Linked DNA regions of Homo sapiens: region 1 is linked to region 2. A link is an interaction called in ENCODE POLR2A ChIA-PET data of the cell type or tissue named here. Cell type or tissue: CD4-positive, alpha-beta T cell. All regions are shown on one strand. Each heading gives the region's core, and the rest is flanking DNA. Links, peaks and the distances in the headings are about the cores only.

The links. Peaks named below come from ENCODE experiments on the same cell type or tissue, not always from the same donor. Only the 100,000 strongest peaks of a DNase experiment are listed, where the experiment ranks them.
Region 1: POLR2A ChIA-PET joins it to region 2 with 5 read pairs; 2 of 35 experiments call an interaction of 5 or more read pairs at or near these places.

What each region holds. Positions count from the first base shown.
Region 1 is chr9:37,618,069-37,623,445 of GRCh38, forward strand. It overlaps a transcript of FRMPD1 not described here. Among named protein-coding and RNA genes, the nearest start is that of TOMM5, 28 kb to the left of the region's middle. In CD4-positive, alpha-beta T cell, for the core only: no CTCF peak of the experiment used is centred there; no DNase peak of the experiment used is centred there.
Region 2 is chr9:37,509,691-37,515,067 of GRCh38, forward strand. It overlaps FBXO10 (F-box protein 10), which reads right to left. Exons shown (of 11, transcript NM_012166.3): 11 at 1,202-3,031. The coding sequence ends at 2,857. Among named protein-coding and RNA genes, the nearest start is that of POLR1E, 26 kb to the left of the region's middle. RefSeq lists an enhancer at 1,876-2,432. In CD4-positive, alpha-beta T cell, for the core only: no CTCF peak of the experiment used is centred there; a DNase peak (open chromatin) is centred at 2,921.

The DNA.
Region 1 (5,377 bases), core at 235-5,234, 110 kb after region 2:
CAATTAAAATGGTGCATGAGGCAATTAAGGACTGCAAATGAGGTGCCACTGCTCTGAGGTGCCACATAACTGCCAGATAATGATAGCCTTCGGCAGGGACAATACTGTGACTTGGAATTGAATGACTTTTATGACAGGATTAAAACAAAAAGGACAAGACATCTGCAAGACATAAATTCATACTTTCAAATTGAATCTTTAATACAGTTCAATCTCACAAATATTTATGAAACAGGGGGGAACAGTGCTGGCTGTTACAGGGGACAAATGAATAGGTGACACTCAGCCCCTGACCCAAGAGTGGCAGTTCTCCCTCTCCACTGCTACTTCTCATCAGCAACAACAGCCTCTTTTACCTGGAATACTACACTCATCCCGATTGGTCTCCTTGTCTCTTTTCTCATCCACAATCCATACAAAACAACTTTGGGCACATAAATTTCCCAGCCAAAAATGCTTCCCCAAAATGAGAAGCATTTTTGAGTGGGAAATAGCCTACATATTAAGTGTCAATACCTTACAAGTATTGAAAGCCCCCACAGATTGGTCCAAATTAACCTTTCCAGGTTTTTTTCTTCCAATCATACACCTCTCCCTGACCATATACCCTATATGCCAGCCTCATTGGTTTACTGCAGTTCCCTCAAACACACTGTCTCATTCTTTCCCCTTCTTCTTGCCTTCTCTGAATCTGTTACAAAGCATCATCTCTCTTTCGGTCTCTGACTAGAGAAATCTTGCTCACCTTTCAAAGCTCCTCTCAAATGCCACTTCTTCCCTAAAGCACTCCATGGCATTTGCCTCCTTTAGTGGGAGGAGGCAAATCTGTGTCCATGTCATCCTCTGTTGCACTTGGTTTATCCTTCTGTTGCGTAGCTTTCCTCCTGTGAGCTCCCTGCTGAGCCAGTCCTGGGATTGACTTTATCATTTTCCTCTCCCACAGCACAGCCTAGCACAGGATTTATGTGGAGTGAATTATACTGAATGGAATGGAGGAGATAAACCCAGCCCCAAGTGACTAATGTAAACCGACATGCCATAAGGTTCTATGACAGAGCTCTAAAGTGGAACAGAATTCAGGTTGGAGTGCGGATGAAATTTTTTCCAAACAGGGAAAACTTGGGAACGTTTCCATTTTTTTTCCATGTAAACCTTTCCTGACATCTCTGTGACATGCATCCCACCTGTAACTGTCCCCCTTTGTGATATTCACAACCCGGGCCTATAACTGGAAAATACTTGAGGTCAGAGATCTTTGTTATTTCCTTATACTTACTTCAGGGCTTGGCACATAGCAAGGGCTCAACAAATGTTTGTGGGAGAAGGGTAAAGAGGGTAGGAGGAAGAAAAGAGAGTTGTATTAATATAGAAATGGAGTAGGGCAAAAGCTGCAGAGAAATTGAATCAAGGCCAGTGCAGTGGCTCATGCCTGAAATCCCAGCACTTTGGGAGGCCAAGGTGGGTGGATCACCTGAGGTCAGGAGTTTGAGACCCGCCTGGCCAACATAGCAAAACCCCATCTCTACTAAAAGTACAAAAATTAGACAGGTGTGGTTGTGGGTGCCTATAATCCCAGCTACTTGGGAGGCTGAGGCAGGAGAATCAGTTGAACCCAGGAATTGGAGGTTGTGGTGAGCCGAGATTGTGCCACTGCACTCCAGCCTGGGCGACACAGCGAGACTCCAGCTCAGAAAAAAAAAAAAAAGAAATTGAATCGAAAAAGGTTTAGTCACATATTATGTGGGGACCCTGCCGTATAGTCTTGGTGGATTAGCTTGATATAGTGAAGGTGCTTACTAGCTACATACTGCTTTTTGTAGGTGCCAATTGACACTGAGTAGACAGGGGAAAAAAAAAAAAAAACCTGTATTCCCAGATTCATTTGTTTCTATCCTCCCCCACATCCTGGAGTTGGTGCTGTGATATATTCCCCAGTAGGAGATTACTGGGAGGCAGTTGGCAGCTGCATTCCATCCTTACCCTGTAACAGAGGGTCACCGTGATCGCTAAAAGTTTCACTAACACAAAGACCAGTCCAATGCCCACTTAAGTCAAGGTGGCTCTTAAAAACACAAAAACCAAAGGCTTCCAGATGAGGACAGAATTCCATTTTACCCTTCACTTCTACACAAATAGGCAAAATTAGAAGTGGAACACTCGTGTTTATCTGCCTCCAGGTCACAGCATCACAGCAGAGTAGAAGGAGCAGTGGCTTGGCATTGCTGAGAACCAAAAATAATGAGCAGTTTCGCCACTGACAAGGCACACAACTTGAGGCAGATGCCTTAATTACCAAGGCTCATTTTCCTCATCTATAAAATAGGAATAAATACCATATTCTTCACAGGGCTGCTGTGAGAATTAAATAACATGCACCATAAATCACTTAGTCCAGCACCGGGCATAGAGAAGGCCCTAAGTAAATGGTTGCTATTGATCATCATGATTTAAAAAAAAAAAAACTATTTGGGGTAATGTTCAAGGGCTTAGCATAGTAGACAGCTGTTATATGATATTTCAGAAAGCATGTTTGATGTTCCAGCTGTCTGGTGGAGCAGTCTTGGAGCACTGGGTTTTCCTTTCAACTCCTGTTTTTATTGTATCCTTTTCATGTGTCTGTATTTATATGCTATAGAAAGTATAGCACAGTTTTTTTTTTAAGCAATAATGAAATATCTTCTGGCCCTTGTTTATTTTCATCTTGTTTCCTGCTATTCCAGGCCCTGTGTACTAGGAAGAGATGATAAAGCACCTTCTTTACTATAATATTTTATTGGTGTGTATTTGCAATAGCATTTTGAAGAAACTAATTCCCAAGAGTCAGCCTTCAATGCTTTCTGTTAAAAAAAGTGCTAGGCTCATAAGATGATGTGACATCCAATATTTTCATTATTTATTGTAGTTTTAATTTAATTCTTTTCAGTTTGCATGTTACCTATTTTTGTATAGAAAATAAAAACATTTTCTCACATGTATCCAAAATGATAGTCGAAATTGATGGAGAGGGAAGAAGGGAATAAGAGAGAAGGAGTGACTGACTGATTCTTCATTACAATATTTCATATCAGGAAGGCAAAGAATGAGTAACTGAGGAGGATAAAGGAGGCAGGGGACAGGAAAGGCCTACACTAGGGTAGACCTTCATTAATTGTTCACTGAATAGATGAGTGAATTGTAACAGGGTGTTAGACTAGAAGTTTCCACAGAGAATTCAGACACAATAGCTATCAGATACCCAAAGTAATGGGACAGACCACCCAGAGGAACTCAAAACAGGATTTAGCAGAAAGTGGTTACGTGACTCTTGCACCGTCATCCTCACCAAGGGTCGAAGGATAGAATGACTGGAAGCTTTTGAAGAGGATTTCTTTGGAGGAAGCAGCTGGTGTGCTAAGTGCCGCTCATGGCCCCAGGGGATAAGGAAGGGGTGTGTGGGTGCCTATCTCACCTCACTTCAGCAGGACCACTCAGAGCTTGAGCTGTGTCTCCTGCAGTTGGGGGCCCAGGGGACTGGGTCTGACTCCCGCCCTGGAAATTTACAGGAAAAGAGCAGGGCTGGCTAATGCTTTGGCTGTGGAACAAGGAGGAGTAGCTGCTGCTTCGGGATTGGCCAACACTCCCAGAATTTGTTCAGGCAAAGAATGCTTCAGGGAGCAGATATGGGCCCCTATAGGGGAGAGCCAGTGTGGGAAGCACCTTAGATGCATTTACGTGGGAGTGAATAGGCCCCAGCAGATGAGACAGCTTCTGGATGGTGAGGGCTGCTGGGATTTCTAGGGCCTGGGAGAAACTTCCTGCCGAACAGGATGCTTTTGCTCAGGTTAAGGGGTCCTCAAGTGAGGGCTCACAATAGTACCACGTAAGAGGAAGTCAGTTTGACACAACTGCTCAAATCCTCAGCCAGCTGTTCTGCTGAGAATGCCTTCATACTCAGGTGTAAATCAGTTGCAGAGTTGGCTATATGCTTGCTTCTGGGGACATTTTTGCTTTAGCAGTAAAAGTGCCTGAGTTCAAAGAAGTAATACTTTCATAGTGGATTATGGGCATCTGAAGCAGGCAAATGCCATGGGAGATTTCCTTAGAAGGAGCTCCCCAGCTGTCTGGGAGCCATATTGGATATGCCCCTGAGCTCTGGGCACATGGGTGGTGGCTGCTTATTTTGCCTGAGACGGTGAATGTGAATGCATGTTATAAACTATTAGGTGCTGTGCAAATGTAAGCCAGCATTGTTATCGTTTTGCTTTAATAGCCGCAATGAATTACCAACAGATGTGTGAACTCTTAAAATGTTCGTTACACACACAGATGCTTCTCCCATCCTTATCAAATTATCTCATTAGAATTGGAATTTCTTGAGCATCCCAGAGGGTCAGAAGCAACCCTCACACATCAGAGAGACAAGGTTCTAAAAACCAAATGTTTAGTCCCTCACAGGGCATTTCTTCTTTTTCCCTGTCTACTGCCACCTGTCCAGAAGCGTTTCTGCTTTAGATCCTATCAGTCCCACCTTGCAACTGAGGCAGAAACTCCAGCCTGGCCTGAGCCTTTTTTGTGTTAGAAATGATAAGAAACAGCTGTCCTCGGATTAATGCCATCATCTCTGTTATGATTCAGCCATTCAGCTTGTGGCAGCAATTGCGTGTTAGATGAATGTCTTTCTAAATTCAATCACCCCAAAATAAATACATTGCAGTAGTCTCATTAAACAAAATTGGATGCAAGGAGAGAATGGGACTGACTGATAGGAAATGAGAAAAAAGTAGGATATTTCAAAGCTGCACGCAGCCAATTGCCCTTCAGAAACCTCTTCCAGGCCCTTGTTCAGCTTTAGCACATTTAGTTAGAAAAGAAAAAAAAAAACAAAGAGAGATGCTTATGTATGTGGTAATACTTTCTCCAAAGAGGGATCTTTTTAAAAATGACATATGATAAAATAATATATATTCATATGAAGGGATAATCATACAAAATAGGCAAATATGCAGATCTCATATATGACATTTAATATAGATTATCCTGCTGTTCAGTAGATCATTGGAATGTTTTAAAGTCTGACCACATGGTAGACACTGTGTTAGGTGCTGAGGGGATGCTACATTCATTGATGAATTCATTCGTGGAAGCTGTGTGTGCTGAGACCACTCTATGCTGTGTCCTGTTCTCATTGCTAGGGGTACCACCATGAACGAGACAGCCTCTGGTTGGGAAAGGTGCCTGGAATGGGATATGGAAGAGGATGGACAAAGATAACTGTATGTATTGAGAAGTTCAATGTGCCAAGTACCATAGGAAACAAACACAAAGAGACTCATGAGAGTGTAGAAGAAAAAGCAGTTGTTTATCTCTTAAGGAAACAGACAATCTTCAGGCAGGGGGC
Region 2 (5,377 bases), core at 99-5,098:
CGGGTTAGCTTCACCCCGGGACTCGGGCTGCCATGTCTGACACGTGGTGGTCCACTGGCAGAGGGACACACGATCGGGGCAAGTTCTGCTGGCCCTTAAAGCTTCTACCCAGAAGTGACCATTAACCACTTCTGCCTACATTCACTGGGCAAATCAGGTCCCATGGCAACGTGAGAGGGCATGTACTCTCCCTGAGGGGCAGCAAACAGTAACTACCAAAACCAATGAATATTTTCATTTTAATAGTTTAATGTATGTTTATAGTAATATAAAAAGTCTTTTCAGTGTGTGAAAAAAAGACATGTTGTAGGATGGGATCCTGGAATGGAAAAAGGACATTAGGTAACAAACTAAAGAAATCTGAGGCCAGGCACAGTGGCTCATGTTTGTAATCCCAGCACTTTGGGGGATTGAAGCAGGCGGATCACTTGAGCCCAGGAGTTTGAGACCAGGCTAGGCAACATGGCAAAACCCCGTCTCTACAAAAAAATACATAAATTAGCCAGGCGTGGTGGTGCATGCCTGTAGTCCCAGCTGCTCAGGAGGCTGAGGTGGGAGGATCACCTGAGTGAGCCTGAGGAGGTCAAGGCTGCGGTGAACCATGATCACACCACTGCACTCTAGCCTGGGCAACAGAGTGAGATCCCGTTTCAAAAAGAAAAAAATCTGAATAAACTATGGACTTTAGTTAATAATGTGCCAGTACTAGTTTATGAATTTTTACAAATGTACACTGATAGCATAAGATGTTAATAACACAGAAACTCGGGGGTGGCAAGGGTGATATGGGAACTCTAGTAATCATCTGTCTGCTCAATTTTTCTGCATATTTAAAACTTCTAAAAATTAAGTAGATTTAAAGAAAAAAGTACTAACTTCTCAGGTGACATATGGATATAGCAAAAATTCTAAGATGCTGAGTAAGTGAAGTTGGGGAAGTGTGCTCCGGGGTCTGAGGTCCCTAAGCTGACAGTCCAGTGATCCATGGGGACGGCCTGTTTCTGTTGTCTTCACAGAGCAGGCAGGAGTGGAATTATAGCCCGATTGAGCCCTTCAGCCCTATATCTGGAACTGTCACAGGAACAAGCTGACCCAACAAGATGGCCCCAGGATTCTCCTGTCTCCTTCAGAGGAAACAGTGCTGGGCCTGGCCAGCTGGGAGCCCCAGTATATGCCCAGACTAAGGAAAGGCTTCCAAAAGTGCCTTTTTTAAAATATAGAACTTTATTTTGGTTACTGAGGTTTTTGTTACTGTTGGTTCACAGAAAAGTCATTTCTTAGAAAATAGTAACGGCAGCATTTTTTACAGCGACTCACATTGGGGCCACCAAACAAGTGCAAAGGACAGTGCCAGGGATAGAAGAGGCCAGTACTCTTGTGCCCAGTGTTCTCAGGGAGAACCCAGTGCTCCTGGCTCCCTCTACCCCCTCCCATCCCACCCAACAGAGCAGCACCTAGGGCCAATAGAACCAGCCACGCAGCCAAGTGCACGACAGTGACCCCAGCAGGCTGGTGAAGGCCCCACAGGAAAGGCCGAGTGGGAGGGGATTGTTCAGGTTGAGCTGGCCCTGCATCCAGCCCTCTTCCTCAGGCAGTGGGGTCTGACCTCACCTGGCTTTGGGACTTGGACATATTCACAGTACGGTTCAGTAAAGTCCTCTGGGAGCTGGCCTTCCTCTCCTCACTCAGGCCACTAATCCTACCCCAACCCCAGGCTGGATCTGGGGACACACAGTCAGAAGTGGCCCTACCTACGGGGAGCACACAGGTGAGTGGGGGGTCAGGCAATGGACCCAGATAGCTCCAGGACAAGGCAGAAAGTGCTCAGTACCCTGAGAGGGAGCAGAGAAAGGCCACTGAGGCCCAGAGGGGGAAAGAGGGCAGGGAGAGCTATGTGGAGGTGGCAGTGTCTCGGCTAAACCTTGAGGAACGAGGACACGGAGATGGGGGAGAAGGGCATGCCGGGAGGAGGAAAGAGCATGAGCCAAGGCACAGAGTGGGGAGGCTTGGGAGGGTCAGTAAAGACCAGCGCTCATCCATGAGAACACAGATGCGAACGAGAGGCCCAGGTACCCTCATCTGAACAGGCTGATGCTCAGGAGGGGCGGCTGGTGTGGGCACGCTCACATGGGGTTTGAATCCTTCTGCATTTGGGAGCTCTCTGGGGATGGAGTAGAGCCTTGTGCATCCCTGCCCACCCAGCCTAGCATCTGCCTGCACGCTGCAGCCCCACCTGTTTCAGCATGTCCCTCTTGTCATCCCTGGGGCAGCCTTTCCATGGGGTCTCCTGTTGCTCCCAGGTCCTTCCTTCCTCCCAGGTCCATGTCCAAGTCCTCAAGTCAACCAAACTCAACTCCTCCAGCCTCCAGAGACAGCTGGGAGGGTGTGGTGGGGTCCCTGGAGGGATTGAGAGGGAGACAGCTCTAGCAAAGGGGAAAATTCTGGAGCAGTTGTCTCTCTCCACCTCACTAGAATCACTTCCCGCCATCAGAAGTAAATCTGCTCTTTCCTGAGAAGAGTCTGGGTTTGGTGTGTGTAAAACACAGTTCCTTAGAACTCAGAGAAAATCCTGACCAAAAGCTTCAGCATTTGAGCTTCCCCCGCTCTTCACAATCTTTATAGACTTCGAGTGACTGGAAACCCACCAGCTTCTATCCCTTCTCCCTGAAAAACATTGCCCACTTTCTTCTTGCTATGGGCTGTGGAGCTGAAGTGTTCTGGAGGTACCGTGTTTTGGAGGCCCGGGACCCATTTGTTCGAGGGGGAGGGGGAGGGGCGGAGTCTTTTCAGGCAGTATTTCCACCTTAGCTCCTCTGAGCACCCATCCAGGCTTGGCCCTGAAGCAGGTCTGTGTCCTCACAGGATGGTGCAGAAGACACTGCGGTTGCTGTGGTAACCACCTTCCACCCGGGCTGTGATCCTCGTTGCCATGGCTGTCACCTTCTGCCCATTGTGGGCTGCCGAGGGACGTCTGAGAGAATTTTCAAGGTGGGGCCGTGCTGGTGGGTTCACCAGGCGCCACGTATCAGACCTGGAGGTGCAAAACGAAAGTCAGTGAACTTCTGAGGGGTGTGCAGTGCTGGCTGAATGCCCTGCACAGTCTTAACTTGGGTTCCAGATCGGTGGATCCAGGTGTTTAAATCTGGGTGTAGGTTTTATCTTCCAGTTTAGTGTTAGTCCAAAGAGGTGGGCTGTTGAGAAACTAAGGAGCAAAAGCCCTGCATTCCACGTCCAGCTCTGCCTTCAACTCTGCATGTAGCCTTGGACAAGGTCCCTCTGTAGGCCTCAATTTTCCCGCTTTGAGACACTCTGTTGCCCAGGCTGGGGTGCAGTGGCACGATCATGGCTCACTGCAGCCTCAACCTCCTGGGCTCAAGTGATCCTCCCACCTCAGCCTCCCAAAGTGCTGGGATTATAGGCTTGAGCCACTGCATCCAGCCGACTTCTCCACTTTAAATAAGGATCTGGATAAGATCATAGGGTGGTTGTTGTGAGACAGGGTCTCATTATGTTGCCCAAGCCGGTCTTAAACTCCTGGGCTCAAGTGATCCTCCTGCCTCAGCTTCCCAAGTAGCTGGGATTATAGGTGTGTGCCACGGTGCCAGCTTTTCCTCTTTCATTTCTTTTCAGCTCTATGACCACAAATGTTTATAGAAGCTTTATTCATAATCACCAAAAACTAGAAACTACCTAAATACGCTTCAGCTGATGAGTGAATAAACTGTGCAGTACACCCATACAGGGGAAGACTACTCAGCAATTGAAAGGAATGAACGCCTTACATGCAACACCATGAATGAATCTCCAGCATGTTAGGCTAAGTGAAAGAAGCCAGACTCAAAAGACTACATACTGCAGGATTTCTGGGTTTTTTTTGTTTTTACTTTTATTTTTTAATATATATATATATTTTTTCCGAGACGGAGTCTTGCTCTGTTACCCAGGCTGGAGTGCAGTAGTGTGATCTGGGTTCACTGCAACCTCTTCCTCCCAGGTTCGAGTGATCCTCCTGGCTCAGCCTCCCGAGTAGCTGGGACTACAGTTGCGTGCCATGATGCCCAGCTAATTTTTGTATTTTTAGTAGAGATGGGGTTTCACCATGTTGGCCAGGCTGGTCTCGAAATCCCGACCTCAGGTGATCCACCCACCTCGGCCTCCCAAAGTGCTGGGATTACAGGCGTGAGCCACCGCACCCGGCCACGATTTCTTTTATATGACATTTGGGAAAATGCAAATCTATGGGGGATAGAAGTTGGTGGGTTTCCAGTCACCCAAACTCTTGTAGAGAGCATGGAGGGCCAGGGAAAATAAAATGATAGTGAAGCTGTGGTCAGAGTTTTCTGATGCTTGAGTTACAAGGAACCAACTTTACACACTAAGTCTCCATTTGCTTAAGGCAACACATTGTCTTATATGTATTTTTATGATAATGATGTTACAATGAAAGGACTGGAAAGGTGTGGACGGAATCAGAGGTTGGCTACTAGCATGTGAATAAAAAGGCCTAAGCTATGTTGGGAGGACTGTATGTATTTGAGTTTGGCAGCAGGGGAGCACTACTGAAAAGGAGTGATGAAATGAGAGGCTGGAAAAGACAATTAGGACCTCAGGGTACACAGCGGACAATACCAGAGCTGGCATTGGCAAAGTCCGGGCTGTATCCTGTACCCTGGGGTCTCCAAAGGGAAGGAGGAGGTGGATCCCAGGGAGTCCACAATATAATCTGCTGGGATATTGGAAGAAAATACTAGAATTTTGGTTTTTTTTAACTGTATACTTTAAAATTTTCTATTTTGGGGATAGTTTATAATGTAAATAATATACTGCTAGAATACACATATATAAGTTATAAATAGGTATACCGGTGAGGCGCGGTGGCTCACACCTGTAATCTCAATACTTTGGGAGGCCAAGGCGGGTGGATCACCTGAGGTCAGGAGTTCGAGACCAGCCTGGTCAACATGGCGAAACTGTCTCTACTAAAAACACAAAAATCAGCCGGGAGTGGTGGTGGGCGCCTGTAATCCCAGCTGCTCAGGAGGCTGAGGCAGGAGGATCGCTTGAATCTGGGAGGAAGAGGTTGCAGTGAGCCAAGATCGCACCACTGCACTGCAGCCTGGGCAACAGAGTGAGACTTGGTCTCTAAATAAATAAATAAATAATTAGGTATACCTACATCGGGGGGTTTCTTCAAAGAATATTTTTTCCCGAGAGTGTGTGTAATACAAAAAGTATGGAGATCATTACAACAGAACATGAAGATCCATGAGAGGTTTTAAACCATGGATGTGATGTGACTGACCAGAGCTCTCACTTAGAAAGATTAACCTGGCAGGATGCATGGGACAACCTCCAGAGTGGAGCAGGGGGTGGCCAC